2 separate regions of the Mus musculus genome follow, and region 2 is linked to region 1. A link is a loop called in an ENCODE intact Hi-C map of the cell type or tissue named here. Cell type or tissue: left cerebral cortex. All regions are shown on one strand. Links, peaks and the distances in the headings refer to the core of each region. The heading gives the core; the rest is flanking DNA.

Region 1 (2,908 bases), core at 324-2,823:
GATAAAATGAGCCATGTATTCATGAAGACCTGAATTACCCCAGCATCCACAAAAATAGCTAGGTGTAGTGATTTGTATCTAGGTCTAAACAAGAAGATCCCTGGAGCACAAAGGGGAATCAGTCTAGCCAAATCAGCAAGCCCCATGTTCAATAAGAGATCTTGTCCCAAGAGAGAGGGAGAGGGAGAGGGAGAGGGAGAGGGAGAGGGAGAGGGAGAGGGAGAGGGAGAGGGAGAGGGAGAGGGAGAGGGAGAGGGAGAGGGAGAGGGAGAGGGAGAGGGAGAGGGAGGGAGAGAGGGAGAGAGAGAGAGAGAGAGAGAGAGAGAGAGAGAGAGAATAACAGAGGAAGATGCCTGATATCTCTTGCCTTACACATGCAGGAACACGTACCCATGTGCATACACACAAGTCAAAATTTAAAAGGAGTTGTTGTTTGGAGTCATTCCTCAGCTACATAGTGAGTTTGAGGCTAGCCTGATCTACTTGAAACCCTGTCTCAGAAAATAAAAAGATATACACAACACTGCTTTGCAACCCAGCAGCTAGGAAAAGGCAAGTATCATTCACCGTATCATCTGTGAGCCTCAGTTTTTTCATCCAATATATGATTAACTAGGAAGCAAGAAAATGAAACATGAGCAAGGTTTAGGTAGAGAGGGCAAAAGAGGTTTTGCCTCAAGCATGCTGTGGTCCACCCGGGTCTGAAATCCTTTCAGAAACTGGGTTTCTAGGAAGCTTTGTTTGTCGTGGGCCCGAGGGCGTGGCAGAGGCAGAAACTACAGGTGCGGGGATGGGGGTGGGGTCGGGGACCGGGGGAGCCCGGGAGCCTGGAGGAAGCTTTAGGGGAACTTCAGCTTCGTGCTGGCGCCGAATCTCCCCCGGTGGCCGCTCCTCCTGGAGGTCTGGGCGGGGCGCTCCTCCCCAGGGCACTCGCTGCCAGACTCCCCTCCCGGTGCCTGAAGCCAACCCCGGGGGAGACTACAGAGCAGAAGGGATTCAAAGAAGCCTTGTCAGGTACAGGTGTGTGCATTCCGGGCCTGACAGCCGCCTCCCTGCCTGCTCTCCTGGCCGTTTGTCCGAAGGCGTTCTGCTAAAGAAAGCCGCCTTGTTTAGCGCAGTTGCCAACCCGGGCTTCCTGCCCGCTTTCCTCAGGAGCTTGAGCTGGCCGGGTCTCTGTGCCTTCAAGCCCATCGCATCCTTGTTGCTTCGGTGAGACGAGTTAGACCTATAAAAGGCGGCGGAGGGAAAGAACTCAGCCTCTGCCCACGTAAGCCTGAGTCCCTAGCTAAGGGCATCCCCAACGTAAAGTCTGCTCCAAAAGCGGGGACCCCAGCCAGCGCGAACAGAGGGACGCAGGCGTGGACCATCCTTAGGAAGACGAGTTTCCCATCCAGCCTCTAGGTGGCAGGACTCTTCCCGAGACGGCAGAGAAATAAGGCTGGGCATAGTCCTCAGAGCGGCGCGTGGGCAGGGGAAGCCTCGAAGATAGAACATTTTAGTTCATTTCCAAGTTGATCAAGTTCCCACAGGAGTTTAGGGCTTAGCGTCTACGGAATGCACCGCAGTGGGGCAGAAAAGCCATGGTCCCAAATCAGGATTCGTGCTTCCAGCTAGTGTTAGCAGGCGCTCTCCTCCCAATTCATTGAATTCTTAGGGCACGCCCTCTTTCTCTTTCCCTTCTCTCTTCCCTCACTTCCTCAATCTTCTCTAGGGGTGAATCTGCATAAGGAATGCATAGATGCATAAGGAAGTGTCATCTCTCCCCTCCTCCAAATACATTTCTCCATCGTGACTCACAGCCTAGCTAAGAACCCCCTACTTCATCCTCCCTCCCCCCACCCCCGTTCTCTGAGAAATAAATTTTATAAGCAGAGAATGAAAATATAAGTGCTCAATGGTTATAACCCCGTGCTAAGTTTTACTAAAGCTCAAGGAAAGTAGTCTGGGAAAGTTAAACGAGGTTTCATGGAGCTATTGGGTCTGGATGAAGGAGCAGGTTTTTGAAAGATGCTGGAAATTTCCAACAGTGGAGAGAAATATAGACCACCAGGCTGGACCGTATTTGTAGAAGAATATCACTGTCTTCAGGGGTGTGAGTGTCTACACTGACAACACAAAAGAATCATCACAACACTAGAGCTAATTAGAACAGATTGTAGAACATACCAGAGAAGTCTGGTCAAATGGGTCCTTGAGTAGAGTGTTTGCAATGCACAAAGCCCTGAGTTCCGTTGTCCCCAGCGCTGCATAAACCACAGGCAGTGGTACATGTAGTAAGAACTCAGGAGGCAGGAGACTGGAGGATCAACTAAGGAATGCTGAGACCTGGAGAAATAGTCTTCCCCAAGGAAGAGCACACTAATTGTTTGTGCCATACCAAATGTCAGCCCTGAAAACATACATACAAGCAACATGCAGACTAAGCAGGTTATATTCAGGTATGTGTATATACATCATATATGCACGAAACAACAACAGAAAAGCCCACACCCACAGTGACACACTTGCTCCAACAAGGGCACACCTCCTAATAGTGCCACTCCTTGGGCCAAGCATATTCAAATCACCACAAATAGCAAAGAACATTCTGGAAAGACACAAAACCACCTAAACTTCATTATGTAAATGCATTACATGTGTATTCTGAATACAGAGCAGACAAAGCACAAGGAAAACAGAATCACTATCTGAGGTAATTGCAAAATAATGTTGCTGTCATACTCCAAATTACAAAAAAGCTCCATTTTGTTTCTTCCAGTCTCCCTTGTAATTGTAATAGCTCCCCCCCCCCCAACCTCCCCCAGGACTGGGTTTCTCTGTGTAGGCTATCCTGGAACTCACAGAGATCTCTGCCGGCCTCTGCCTCCTGAGTGTTGGGATTAAAGGCATGTGCCACCACTGCCTGGCA
Region 2 (2,908 bases), core at 208-2,707, 110 kb before region 1:
CCAAATTTAGGTTCTTGGGCTTGCAAAGCAAGTACTTTACCCTCTGAGCTCTCTCCCCAGCCCTTTAACTTTTGTAAAACAAAACAAAAGAACAACAACAACACACTGCTGACCTCCTTCTTCAGTGACAGGGTCCTGAGAGAGGACCGGGATATTAGAAGATAAAGAAGGTAATCAAGCTTGTGAGCAGGAGGTCTTGCACAAGCTATGCCTTATGCCTAGCAAGCTTATTAGAAAGTACAGCATCCTATACACTATTTCCAGAGGAGATAAGGGACAGAGTCAGCAGAAACTATAATACAGTGGGACAAAGTCACATGAGGCTTATCAAGCAGTGTTGGAGAAGGGGAGCCCAAGGTGCCTCAAGAGCAGTACAGACTGAGCACACACTGTCTCAGGAATGATAACCCCCAGTCTTTTCAGGGGGGAAGGCAAGTTCCTAGGAACGGAAGCTAACTCGTTTGAGGCCCAGGTCTCAGCCCCAGGCTGTCCTTGCCAAGTCAGCTCCTGAGCAAGGACAGAGAACTAGGTTCCTTTTGTCTTTTCATCGGGGCCTCTGAGAAAGCCTTGGATCAGTCTGGCTCTCAGCACAGACCATCCTGGGCACTGAACAATTGTTTGGCAATTTTCAGATACTTTTGTAGAGCAAGAGCCCTGTGGGCACTATTGAGGTGGTTCAGCAGGCAAAGCCCTTGTGCACATGTCTGGTCACCTGAGTTTTGTCCCTAGAACCCACATAAAGGTGGTAGGAGAGAATCTACTCACATCGTATACATGCAATAATAATACATACAAGTAAACAAATTGTAAGAGGTCATAACGTTTTCCTAATATCACCTACAATATGTCCGTTGCTGCTTTACAGAAATTAATTCATGGGATCCGGATGGCAGTGTGACAAGTCCATTTTACAAAGGAGCCAACTGGGATTCTGGGAGATGATGGCTTTGAGTTCTGTGTGAAGTGTTCATTGAAGCTACTCTGGAGAGCCAGTGGGGTTCCCTTGGGTTTCCAGCCTCCTCCTAGTCTCCACTCCTCTTTGCCCCCCTTTTCTTTATCCCTGGTCCCCCTCACCTGTCTTTGCTTTGTGTGAGAACCTGGCTGTGCTTTCCTAGACGGCCCACCTCCTAATAGTCCCACCCTCTAAAGGCCAGGCATTGAAACACATGCATGTGTGGGGGCCTTGTAACAGGTGCAGTGTCAAGATTTAAAGCAGAGCTTGGCTGCTAGGCCACCTGTTGAGGGTCACTTCTCCCTCATCTCTTATCTTCCTATTGTCTCTGATCCAAGGCTCACTCCTCATCAGGGATCATGTTGCTTGTAAAACCGATTCAGCTTAAGTATCTCTGGTTCAGACCCCAGCAGCGTGTAAGCAACCCTGCAAGCAAAGGTGAGCACTCTCTGGCTCCCTTGGGGAAAAGAAGCCTTCCAAATCCACTGGAAAGCCTGGCAATAATTCTCCCAGCCAGCAGAGGGCAGCAGAACACATCCAAAGTCCTTGCTTTAAAGTAGGTGGGGCTGGCCAATCCAACCACACTCCTGTCATTGCTCATGGGCAAACCACCTGTCTGACTTTATTTTCTGAAGTCTGGGGACCCTGAAGGTTTGAGGGTTGAACTTAGTACCTTGCACATGCTAGGCAGGTGCTCTACTACTGAGTCATATCTAGGCTTGTCCCAGAGGACAACCTCAGGTGCTGTTCAGCAGGCTCTGCCCTGTTTTATTTTATTTTTTTTAGACAGGCTCTTTCATTGTTCTGGAGCTTTCTTTTTTTTTTTTTTTTTTTTTTTTTTTTTTTTTTTTTTTTTTTTTTTAGATCAAGTCTTGATTTTTATTACTTAAAAAATGTGCATATCTATTTTGCTTTCTGACTCTGTGCTTGTGCCTTCAACACTTTCACAACGATTTTCTGCTCCTCAATAAGGAAAGCCCGCTTGATCCTGTCACGGACACACTTGGCACACATGGAGCCGCCATAGGCCCTGCTGACGTGCTTCTGTGTCTTAGACAGTCTCATAAGGACTTTGGGCCGCACAGCACGAACCCCTCGAAGTCTGCCTGGGCACACGCCACATGCGGATTTAGGTGCTTTCCCAACCTTCTTGGTGTAGAGGTAAACAATCCTGTTGCCAGGGGTTCGAGACAGCCTAGTTTTGTTAGAGGCTGTGTTGTAGGAAAGCCTACGGCGGTATGTCAAACGCTGGACCATCCTGAGTGCCTCTGAGCACCGTCCCCGGAAGAGTTCTGGAGCTTTCTAAGCAGCAAAGCTGGTTAGTCAGCAAGTCCTGGATTCCATAAAAAATAACTTAAAAATTTAAAAAAATGTATTGCATCTTATTATTGGTGCCTCTCTCTCTCCTTTTAAAAGTTCACATATGCCTCGTGTGTGTGTGTGTGTGTGTGTGTGTGTGTGTGTGCCCTCGCGTGCGTCCGTCTGTCTGTCTGTCTGTCTGTCTGTCTGTGATTTCTGAGAGAGCAATAGTAGCTGGAGATGGGGAGACCCAGTAAGCAAGCCCATGTCTGTGCAAAGGCCAGAGGAGGAGTCAGGTGTCCCATTCTGTGACTCTCCATCATATTCCCTTGAGGCAGCATCTCTCATTGAACCTGGAGCTAGGCTAGCAGGGAGCAAGCCACAACCATCAATCACCTGTCTCCACCACCAGAGAGCTGGTGTAAAACTTCTTACTGACACGCTTCCGTACTGCTTCAACTAGGAAAAGCAGACGTAAACACAGAATCAAGAAAGTCAAAATAACCTTGTCACTGTGTAACACGCATGTGCTGGTACCAAGACTGTGGTGGACTCCAGCAGTGTCCTCCCGGCACATGATCATTGTGGGTGTCTATTGATAAGCTTTTCTTCCATTTGTGCTGCAGGAACACCCTAGTCACAGCAGCTGGGAGGTCA

What was found. Peaks named below come from ENCODE experiments on the same cell type or tissue, not always from the same donor. Only the 100,000 strongest peaks of a DNase experiment are listed, where the experiment ranks them.
Region 2: a loop joins it to region 1, with 2.0 times the contacts of the local background. A loop is called at or near these places in 19 of 42 quality-filtered maps.

What each region holds. Positions count from the first base shown.
Region 1 is chr6:71,011,392-71,014,299 of GRCm38, reverse strand. No RefSeq gene overlaps it. Among named protein-coding and RNA genes, the nearest start is that of Gm23485, 27 kb to the left of the region's middle. In left cerebral cortex, for the core only: a CTCF peak has its summit at 1,392 (motif pointing right); DNase peaks (open chromatin) are centred at 1,182 and 1,363; H3K4me3 peaks cover 1,055 bases.
Region 2 is chr6:71,123,911-71,126,818 of GRCm38, reverse strand. It overlaps Rpl34-ps1 (ribosomal protein L34, pseudogene 1), which reads right to left and starts at 2,230. Exons shown (of 1, transcript NM_001199350.1): 1 at 1,818-2,230. The coding sequence starts at 2,209. The coding sequence ends at 1,856. In left cerebral cortex, for the core only: a CTCF peak has its summit at 1,464 (motif pointing right); a DNase peak (open chromatin) is centred at 1,471.